Linked DNA regions of Homo sapiens: region 1 is linked to region 2. A link is a contact called in ENCODE Hi-C or POLR2A ChIA-PET data. All regions are on one chromosome and are shown on one strand. Each heading gives the region's core, a stretch centred on a gene start or an enhancer-like site at or near the end of the contact. The rest is flanking DNA. Distances are from core to core; before and after follow the strand shown. Region 1 overlaps LINC02732 (long intergenic non-protein coding RNA 2732). Region 2 has its middle 18 kb from the start of LINC02732.

What was found. A loop is a pair of places that touch in the nucleus more often than their neighbours do. ChIA-PET counts read pairs that join two places held with the same protein, here RNA polymerase II (POLR2A). Pooled maps may share reads with other maps.
Region 1: a loop to region 2 is called in a pooled map, with 4 times the contacts of the local background. The contact joins two enhancer-like sites. A Hi-C loop is called at or near these places in 3 of 168 maps with a recorded cell type or tissue (GM12878, endothelial cell of umbilical vein and naive thymus-derived CD4-positive, alpha-beta T cell), 30 of 37 single-sample maps with no recorded cell type and 15 of 50 pooled maps. POLR2A ChIA-PET finds 5 or more read pairs at or near these places in 12 of 52 experiments (Caco-2, GM10248, GM12878 and 7 more).

What each region holds. Positions count from the first base shown.
Region 1 is chr11:110,370,797-110,375,911 of GRCh38, reverse strand. The region is part of intron 2 of LINC02732 (long intergenic non-protein coding RNA 2732); the gene reads right to left. LOC107984385 (a long non-coding RNA gene) reads left to right here. Exons shown (of 2, transcript XR_007062885.1): 2 at 3,743-4,128. Among named protein-coding and RNA genes, the nearest start is that of LINC02732, 18 kb to the right of the region's middle. Within about 2 kb of position 2,336, at least 3 of the 41 ENCODE cell types and tissues checked have a DNase peak (open chromatin) inside an H3K27ac peak, as active enhancers do.
Region 2 is chr11:110,334,009-110,339,408 of GRCh38, reverse strand. No RefSeq gene overlaps it. Among named protein-coding and RNA genes, the nearest start is that of LINC02732, 18 kb to the left of the region's middle. Within about 2 kb of position 1,473, at least 2 of the 41 ENCODE cell types and tissues checked have a DNase peak (open chromatin) inside an H3K27ac peak, as active enhancers do.

The DNA.
Region 1 (5,115 bases), core at 1,087-3,586, 36 kb before region 2:
CTCTTCATGAACCTGGAGTAGGGAGAGTAGAAGAGAGAGGGAACAGGGGAATCTCATAAGATTGCTTGGTAGCATAACGACCTCGGCGAATTTAAAGTGGAACTGAGGTCCTTAGTCTTAGTCCATTTGTGCTGCTATAACAAAGTATCTTACACTGGGTAATTTATAAACAACAGAAATGTATTGCTCACAGTTCTGGAGGCTGGGAAGTCCAAGATAAAGTGCCAGCAGGTTCAATGTCTGGTAAGGGCTCATTGCACAGAGATGGTACCTCTTGCTGCATTCTCACATGGTAGAAGGGAGCAAACAGCCTCCTTTTAATCTCCTTTACATTATCCCATTTATGAAGGCAGTCTTCATGACTTAATCACTTCCCCCAAAGTCTCCACCTCCATGCTATGACATTGAGGATTAAGTTTCAGCCTATGATTTTGGAAAGCATACCAACATTCAGACCATAGAACCAGCCAATGAGATTGTGGGCTATTCTTCCACCATACTCAATGGGCAAAGACATGGAGTAGGGCAGAGAGCTGGATTTAACCAGGGTTGGAGTTTGGCCAAGTGAGTTTAAAGTACAATTAAAAGGACAAGGGAGTTTGGGATCTATTCAAGAGGGTGACTATGATGGACCATCCAATTTCAGTTGGATAAGGAAGTTGAGGACAGCAAGTCACAGTCACAGTCTGAGCCAATTCTCAGTGGCCAGGGCTATAGAAGGACACAGGCCATAAGAAGATAAGGAGGAACCTTGCACTGCTGGCCTCTGACAGTGAGTAGAACCCAATCTCTCTCTAAGCCAGTGACCCAATTTCCTCTGTCTTAAACAGCTCATAGTACAGCTGGCTCTTTCTCATTCTTCAGGCTGCTGTGAAATCTTCCCTGACTTCCCCAGCATAGGACACAGATCCTCCCTGCTGTTCTTAATAACACACTTTTTTTTTTATTTCTTTCAGGGCTTCTCACCATCTGGTTATTTTATTGATTTGTTTACATGTTTATTGTCTGTTTTTCCCACCAGAATGCAAGCTCCACAAGGCCAGGAATCTTTCCTGTCCAATTCACCACAGCAGCCTCAACCTGGCAGACAGTTCAGCATACAGTAAATATTCAAGAAATATTCATTTAACAAATTAGTTGATATTCTGGGTTGCTTGAAATGCTAAGCACTATACTAAGATTTTTATACACATTTTCTCATTTACCTCTCATCAGTCAAATATTTACTAGGGAAAAGCTGAAGCTTAATGAAGTTATATAATTTGCCAAAGGTCACAGAGCAAAGCCAAAATTTGAAACCCAGTCTTTCTGATTCTGAAATCCCTCTTCTCACCTTTGCAACTTTCATAAACAAATATTTTGTAAACCAAGCAACCATGCCTTATGCTAAGGTTTATACAAGAAAGCCAAAGAAAAAAGGAGGAAGGAGGAGATGCAAGAAAAGTGGCTGTGGCCCTAATTTTTGTTACGGCTATGGCATCTGTTCATGTGCAGACATTCTATAGAGTTCCAAATTAAATCTGCTTTCTGATTCTGGGTTCAAAGTTGGGTTTGGTTTGTTTGTTTGTTTGTTTTTGAGATGGAGTCTCGCTCTGTTGCCCAGGCTAGAGTGCAGTGGCGCCATCTCAGCTCACTGCAACCTCTCCCTCCTGGGTTCAAGCAATTCTGTTTTGTAATCCCAGCACTTTGGGAGGCCGAGGTGGGTGGATCATTTGAGGTCAGGAGTTCGAGACCAGCCTGGCCCACATGGTGAAACCCACCTCCACTAAAAATACAAAAATTAGCCAGGCGTGGTAACCTGCGCCTGTAGTCCCAGCTACTCAGGAGGCTGAAGCAGGAGAATCGCTTGAACCCAGCAGGTGGAGGTTGCAGTGAGCCAAGGTTGCACCACCGTACTCCAGCCTGGATGACAGAGTGACACTCTGTCTCAAACCAAAAAAAAAAAAAAAAAAAAAAAAAATTAAAGAAGGAAAAGATGCAAGATCTTTGTTTAAGAGCCACTACGTTTCCTCCTTATATCTTCTTCTTCTTTTCTTCTTGCTTTGTCAACTTCCTTTCAACACACTGCCTCCTTTCTCCTGAAGTATTTGTTTGGCATCTCCCAAAGTATAAAAGAGTCAAACTTAAAAAGGATACTAGCGGGTATGAAAGCAACAAAACAGAATATACAAAAATCTTGATCACCCATAAAGATCTAGGATATCAGAGAAATGTGTATACATGTGATCAGGAGATAGTGAGTTCAGGAGTAAAGGAGAACAAAACCAAATGATAATGACTCACATGTAAAAGAAAGGGAAGGTTGTGAAATTGTTTGCTACATTAGTACATGGGACAAAAATGTGATTGAAATTGTGTCATTCTTCTAATAACATGAATGTCACAAGTAAAACTAAAACTAGCAAGAGAATGTGAATAAAAGGCCCAGCTTGAAATCTCAAGCTTTCAGAAATAATGTTTTTCTATTTGCATCTCTTAGTACTGCTACAGAAAATGACTCATACATAGAAGGTCCAGAAAGGAACTAAATTACAGTGCTTTAAAACAAAACAATTACCCTGTCGTACTCTCAGTTGTCTTTAAATGAGCAAAAAGAAAGCTGAGATAGAAACCTCCTTATTCACAGCCTACACAGAAGCTCGTATGAAGGCAAATGGCTATTTTTGCCTCGGGGTGTGCCAGAATCAGGGTGAAAACTTGAACCATTTGCATTCTTTCAGGTTCAGTTTGAGGAGTAGCCAGACCTGTCATCCCTGGGAGGTCGGATCAGGGACCTAGCGTGCTTTGTCCTCTTACCACCCACTGCATGAATTGCAGTGACAGGCTTGAAGGCCACCAAGTGTGTCACTCCTTGTAAGACTGGGAAGGGCTGGAAAGAGTGTAAGGGTATCATTCCTTACCACATAGTCTCCCCACTCTTATTTGTCTATAGGAGTAAAGCTAAGTGCCTATGATACTCCTGCTTGGTGCCTGGAGCTGAGGTGTTCTCCTAAGGTAAAGGGTGATCCTGGAGAAGGGGCTTTCCATTCTCCATGCACAGATGGACCTGTCCATCACTCACACCCTCCAGAATCCACAGTGAGCAAAGGCAATTTCTCCAAAATTATATCTATTTTATTTTACTTTCTTTTTTTTTTTTTTTGCATTTTTGCATGTTACAGGAAAATAAATGTGTTTTAATTTTTTTATCTTAAGACCTAATCACTTTTATTTCATATCCAGGGAGAAAAGACAAAATATTTTAAAATTGGCAACCGGGCATGGTGGCTCATGTCTGTACTCCCAGCACTTTGGGAGGCCGAGATGGGCGGATCACTTGAGGTCAGGAATTCAAGACCAGCCTGGCCAACATGGCAAAACCCCATCTCTACTGAAAATACAAAAAAGAAAAAAAAATTAGCCACCTTGGATGTGGGCATCTGTAATCTCCGCTACTCAGGAGGCTAAGGCAGGAGAATCACTTGAACCCGGGAAGTGGATGTTGCAGTGAGCTGAGATTGTGCCACCGTACCCCAGCCTGGGTGACAGAGCAAGATTCCATCTCAAAAAAATAAAATAAAATAATAAAATTAAAAATTGGCATTTGGGATAACAAGGAAGCTCCATTCTGAAATAGATTCCAATTAGATCAAAGATTGAAATGCTAAAAGGAAATTGCAAGGCACTAGAGGAAAACACGGAAAGAACCCCCATTAAATATTGTAGACTGACCATATGCTTTCATCTTCTCTCCCTGTCGTAGGCTAAATAATGGCTCCCAAAGATGTGTCTACATCCTAATCTCCAGAATCTGTGAATGTTACTTTATGTGGCAAGTACGTGGCAGATGTAATTAAGTCAAGGATCTTTGGATGGTTATCCTGAATTATCTGGGTGGGCCCTAAATACAATCACAAGTGTCCTTATAGGAGAGAGGCTGAAGGAGATTTGGTACCAACAGAAGAGGAGGAGGAAATTGTGATCATGCAGAAACTGGAGTGATGGAGTCACAAGCCAAGGAATGCCAGCAGCCACCAGAAGCCGAAAGAGGCCCTGCCAACACCTTGATTTAGGCCTAATGAAACTGAGTTTAGATTTCTGGACCCCAGAACTGTGAAAGAATAAATTTCTGTTGTGTTAAGCCCCTAATTTTGTGGTAATGTGTCACAGCAGCCCTTGGAACCTAATACACTCCCCAAGCCATCACAATGACGGTTAAGGGAAGTAAAACGATAAAATTCATAAAGATAAAGAGAATAACAGAAAAGGATTTCAATAAGTGTTTGGAAGATGGAAAAGGAAAGAATGAGAAGCAACTTACTTATCAGAGTAGAGAAAATTACCTGAGAGCCTGGAGAAAGGGAAGTGAATAAGACAGAGTCAGTTCTCCCCAGAGAAGCCAGACACAGGGTCATTGAGCACCAAGCAGGGGCAGGAGTGGGGTGCAGGGCTGGCACTGGGGATAGAGTGGAAACATTAACATGGACCTTGGATCCCTGGGCCCTGACTCCTCTGACACTGGTCTTCCTGAACTAGCTGCATCCCTTCTTGTCATGCCCTCCACTCCAGTCCCTGCCCTTGACCCCACCACCACCACCTCAGCTGACACACATCAGTTCAGCTCACACTCCTTCTGTTAGAAAGAACCAGTCACAAGGTTCTTCCTGAATGCAATGGGGCTGGGAAATGCTGAGCAGTGCCAGGCACAGGCTTCCTCTAAACCACTCTGCACCAAGGAAGAAGGACATTTTTTTGATGGTCTAATACCCGTCTCTGCCACACTCTCTAAGGCAATTAATTTTAAAATTTTAGAATACTGGAAATAAAGAAAAGATACTAAAAACTTCCAGAATGAAAAACCAGGTCACATATTGCCTTATGGATCAGCAATCTGACTGGCATCAGCCTTTTCAATAGCAATACAAAATGCCAGAAGACAACAGGGCAATGCCCTCAAAATTCTGAGAGAAAATATCTTGCTAATAAAACATCTATTACACCTAGCAAGCAGCCATCCCAAAGGCAGAAGGCTGTGAAAGAACAAAAGGGAGCTATCTAGGGAGAAAAACATAACTGTTAATTATTATTATAATAATAATATATTTTTAGAGACAAGGTCTCTGTCAACCCATGCTG
Region 2 (5,400 bases), core at 224-2,723:
TTATATTCTACAAATAGTGGAGCTGTGAAAAGGTAGGACCTCAGATGGGTGTTATCTATGTCACCAAGCGCTGTAGCCCTGGTAATAAAGGTAGGGTTCCCTGTAGCTGAGCCTGTGGTCAGTAGAAGAGACCATTGTAAAGAACGTTTCTCAGGCCAGGCACAGTGGCTCACGCCTGTAATCCCAACATTTTGGGAGGCCGAGGTGGGTGGATCACCTGAGGTTGGGAGTTCAAGACCAGCCTGACCAACATGTAGAAACCCCGTCTCTACTAAAAATACAAACTTAGCCGGGCATGGTGGCGGGCGACTGTAATCCCAGCTACTCGGGAGGCTGAGGCAGGAGAATTGCTTTGAACCCCTGGAGGTGGAGGCTGCAGTGAGCCGAGATTGTGCCATTGCACTCCAGCCTGGGCAACAAGAGGGAAACTCCATCTCAAAAAAAAAAAAAAAAGAACGTTTCTCTTCCTACCCAATGCAACAAAGCTCAAAGACAAATGAGGAGGAAGTGAAAATGGCATCGTATAGTAATGGAAGGAGCAAGTGAAACTCTGGCTACTATGGAGATCAAGGACTAGGTCTCCTGTTTACTTTGGAGGCTCTTATATTTTTGTGCAGTCTAATTGTGGGTGGAGAAGAGATGGCAGCAATGCCTAATATTAGACGTTTTGTTGATGCTAATAAACAGGGGATTAGGCTAGTTTTTTTTAACCTAGTTATATCTTGACATTTGAAATGGGTTTCTTGTAGACAGTATATTCTTGAGCTTTTTTAAAAAATTCAATCTTGAGTTTTACCCAAATGATAATTTCTGTCTTTTAATTGGTACATTTAGACTATTTTGTAATTATTGATATGGTTGAATTAAAATCTTCCATCTCGTAGTCATTTTCCATTTATTCCATCTGTTCTTTGATTCTTTTACTTGTTTTTGTTTTTGGTAGAGATGGGATTTTCCTATGTTGCTGAAGTTGGTCTCAAACCCTGGCATCAGTGATCCTCCCACCTCAGCCTCCCAAATTGTTGGGATTACAGGCATGAGCCACTGTGCTCAGCCTTAATTTTTTGTAGTTTTTTTTTTCTTTTTGGTTCTGTGATTCCTCTTTCCTCTATTTCTATATTGTTTTGGATTATTTGGGTATTTTTAATGAGTCCATTTCATCTTTATTATTGGCTCACTATTTGTACTTCATTCACATACATTTTTAGTGCTTAACCTAGGGTTTAAAATATACATCTTTAATCCATCACAGTCTATCTTCAAATAATATTATACCACTTCATGTGTTGCATGAGAACCTTGTAACAGTATAGGCCTTTCAGCCTCTGTGTTATGTTATCATATATTTTACTTCTGTCAGAGGCATTGGAATCACAGTGACTCCATAGTGAACAGGGGCTGGGTAAAATAAGGCTGAAACCTACTAGGCTGCATTCCCAAGAGGTTAGTCATTCTTCGTCACAGGATAAGACAGGAGGTCAGCACAAGATATAGGTCACAAAGACCTTGCTGATAAAACAGCATGTGATAAAGAAGCTGGCCAAATCCCACTAAAACCAAGATGGTGCCGAAAGTGACCTCTGGTCATTCTGACTGTTCATTATACTCTAATTATAAGGCATTAGCATGCTAAGAGACACTCCCAGCAGCACCATGACAGTTTACAAATGCCATGGCAACGTCAGGAAGTTACCCTGTGTGGTGTAAAAAGGGGAGAAACCCTCAGCTCCGGGGATTGCCCACCTCTTTCCTGGAAAACTCATGAATAACTCACTCCTTGTTTAGCATATAATAAAGAAACAACTGTTAAGTGTAATTAGTTGAGCAGCCTATGCTGCTGCTCTGCCTATGGAAGAGCCATTCTTTTGTTTCTTTACTTTCTTAATAAACTTGCTTTCACTTTACTCTATGGGGTCACCTTGAATTCTTTCTCTTTTCTTTTTTCTTTTTTTTTTTTTTTTTTTTTTTTTGAGACGGAGTCTGGCTCTGTCGCCCAGGCTGGAGTGCAGTGGCGGGATCTCGGCTCACTGAAAGCTCCGCCTGCCAGGTTCACGCCATTCTCCTGCCTCAGCCCCCCCAGGTAGCTGGGACTACAGGCTCGTGCCACCACGCCCGGCTAATTTTCTGTATTTTCAGTAGAGACGGGGTTTCACCCTGTTAGCCAGGATGGTCTCCATCTCCTGACCTTGTGATCCGCCCGCTTCGGCCTCCCAAAGTGCTGGGATTACAGGCATGAGCCACCGCGCCTGGCCCTGAATTCTTTCTTGCATGAGGTCCATGCAAGAAAGAATGGGGTCTGGATCGGTATCCCTTTCCATGAACACTTTCATATATGCTATAAAAACAAATGCATTTATACGATTGACTTTGTTTAAGAAAATCAGTTATCTTTAGGCCGGGCACCGTGGCTCATGCCTGTGATCCCAGCACTTTGGGAGGCCAAGGCGGGAGGATCACGAGGTCAGGAGTTCGAGACCAGCCTGGCCAACATGGTGAAACCCCGTCTCTACTAAAGACAAAAAAAAAAAAAAATAGGCCAGGCGCAGTAGCTCACACCTGTAATCCCAGCATGTTGGGAGGCTGAGGCAGGCCAATCCCCTGAGTTCAGGAGTTCAAGAACAGCCTGACCAACATGGAGAAACCCCATCTCTACTAAAAATACAAAATTAGCCGGGCGTGGTGGTACGTGCCTGTAATTCCAGCTACTCGGGAGCCTGAGGCAGGAGAATTGCTTGAACCTGAGAGGCGGAGGTTGCAGTGAGCCGAGATCATGCCATTGCACTCCTTGGGCAACAAGAGCAAAACTCTGTCTCAAAAAAAAAGCAGAGCATGGTAGGCCATGCCTGTAATCCCAACCACTCAGGAGGCTGAGGCAGGAGAATCACTTCGAACCCGGGAGGCAGAGGTTGTAGCGAGCTGAGATTGTGCCACTGCACTCCAGCCTGGATGACTGAGTGAGACTCCGTCTGAAAAATAAAAAAAAGGAAATCAGTTATCTTTCAGGGCGGTTAAAAATGAGGAAATTATATTTACCTTCATTTATGCCACAGCTCTTCATTTTTTTAACATAGATCCAAGTATGGAACAGTCTGTTTCTTTCTAGAGTTAATGAAAAATTTTCCTAAGGCTATACAAGAAAAACGATTACATCATCCAAAAACCAGTACATCATCCAAAAGACTCTAGAACAGGCTTCATAGAAGATACAAACTGATATCAAAATGTCTCTTTTTCAATGTAAACACATATTAAAATGGCTTAATGCACAGTTGACCATTTTTCCTCTTTAGGAAAATGTTTTTATATTTTTACACCTGTATATATGTTCACAATATTTATATTCAAGTATTTATATAAAGTTCAAATTTTACAACCCTTTTGTACTGCCACTAACTATAAAAATGATTCAAAACATGGATTTGGTGGTCTGTATTGATTAGACCTTCAATCTTCACATAGACCTTCAATTAGACCTTCATATAGCCTAGTTATATGTTGGTACCAAATTCCTTAGAAAGGGCCTAAGTATTAAACTAACTAAAATTTAGTTAAACAGATCAGGAGCATTTTAAGAGTCCTGAAAGTCTGAGAATCTACTTTTAGACCTTTAGCAACTTAGATATTTCAACACTCTTTCCAAATTTATGGCATTTGTTTTTATTTTCTTTTTTCTTTTTATTAATTTTGCTTCCTTTGAGACAGGATCTTACTCTGCTGCTCAGCCGGAGTGCAGTAGGGTGATCATGCAGTGTCAACCTCCTGGGCTCAAGTATCTTCCTACTTCAGCCTCCCAAGCAGCTGGGACTCCAGGAATGCGCCACCATGCATGGCTAATTTTTAATTTTTTGTAGAGACAGGGTGTCACTCTGTTGCCCAGGCTGACCTCAAACTTCTGGGCTCAAGGAATCCTCCCACCTTGGCTTCTCAAAGTGCTGAGATCATAGACATGAGCCACCACGCCAAGCCCTTTTTTCTTTTTAGAGACAGCGTCTGCTTTGTTGCCCAGGCTAGAGTGCAATGGTGTGACCTACCTTGGCTCACTGCAGTCTTAACCTCCTGGGGCTCAAGCAATCCTACCATTTCAGCCTCCCAAGTAGCTGACTACAGGTGCATGGCACCACACCCAGCTGATTTTTTTTTTTTAATATTTTTTGTAGAGATAGAGTTTCACTGTTTTGCTTAGACTGGTCTTGAACTCTCAGGCTCAAGTGATCCTCCCGCCTCGGCTGCCCAAAGTGCTAGGATCACAGGTGTGAGCCACCATGCCTGGCCAGCATTTATTCTTCGAACCGCCACCAAGAAGCACAATATGACAAAAAGGCAATGATGCCTCGAAGGGAGCGCCAATGGTCTCTCATGATCAGCCTCTGTGTTCCTCAAAGGCAGGATCATTTCTTTGGAATATATTTGAGGTAGCAAGTATACAGCTCCTTACAGACCTTATTTGTAATGGCACAGTGTTTGAAAATATGTAACTCATATTCTTTTACATTTATACATTTGTTTGTTTCCCTGTTGCTTTTGCAGGTCTCTCTATAACCCATCAGTCTTACTATAAAGGTAATATGTATCAAAAAAGGTATTTATATAAAATATATTTAAAACTCATGTCCTAAATCAATGCCCCTATAAGCTGCCCAGAAGTAAGTGGGTTTCTTGATTTGTGTTGTTTCCATTTTGTGGGGTGTGTGTATAAATGAGGCCAAAGTCATACATATAATTCTCATAAGGTCCATGTTTTAAATTTTACCTCCTGAGTCCAATCATCAGTCTACCCAATTACTATTTCTAAAAACAACTCAAAACCTATAGATAGTCACTGCTCAGCAAACTAACACAAGAACAGAAAACCAAAAACACCGCATATTCTCACTCATAAGTGGGAGTTGAACAGTGAGAACACATGGACACAGGGAGAGAAACATCACACACCATGGCCTGTTGGGGGTCGAGGGTTAGGGGAGGGGTAGCATTAGGAGAAATACCTAATGTAGATGACGGGTTGATGGGTGCAGCAAACCACCATGGCATGTGTATACCTATGTAACAAATCTTCAAGTTATGCACATGTACCCCAGAACTTAAAAGTATAATTAAAAAAAAAAAACCCTATAGATAGGCACTCAAGAGGTAAATAATTTGTTGCTGTGCATAAAGACTAGCAGTGTCAGCCGGGCGCGATGGCTCACGCCTGTAATCCCAGCACTTTGGGAGGCCAAGGTGGGTGGATCACAAGGTCAGGAGTTCGAGACCAGCCTGACCAACATGGTGAAACCCTGCCTCTACTAAAAATACAGAAATTAGCTGGGTATGGTGGTACATGCCTGTAATCCCAGCTACTCAGAAGGCTGAGGCAGGAGAATCGCTTGAACCCAGGAGGCAGAGGTTGCAGTGAGCCAA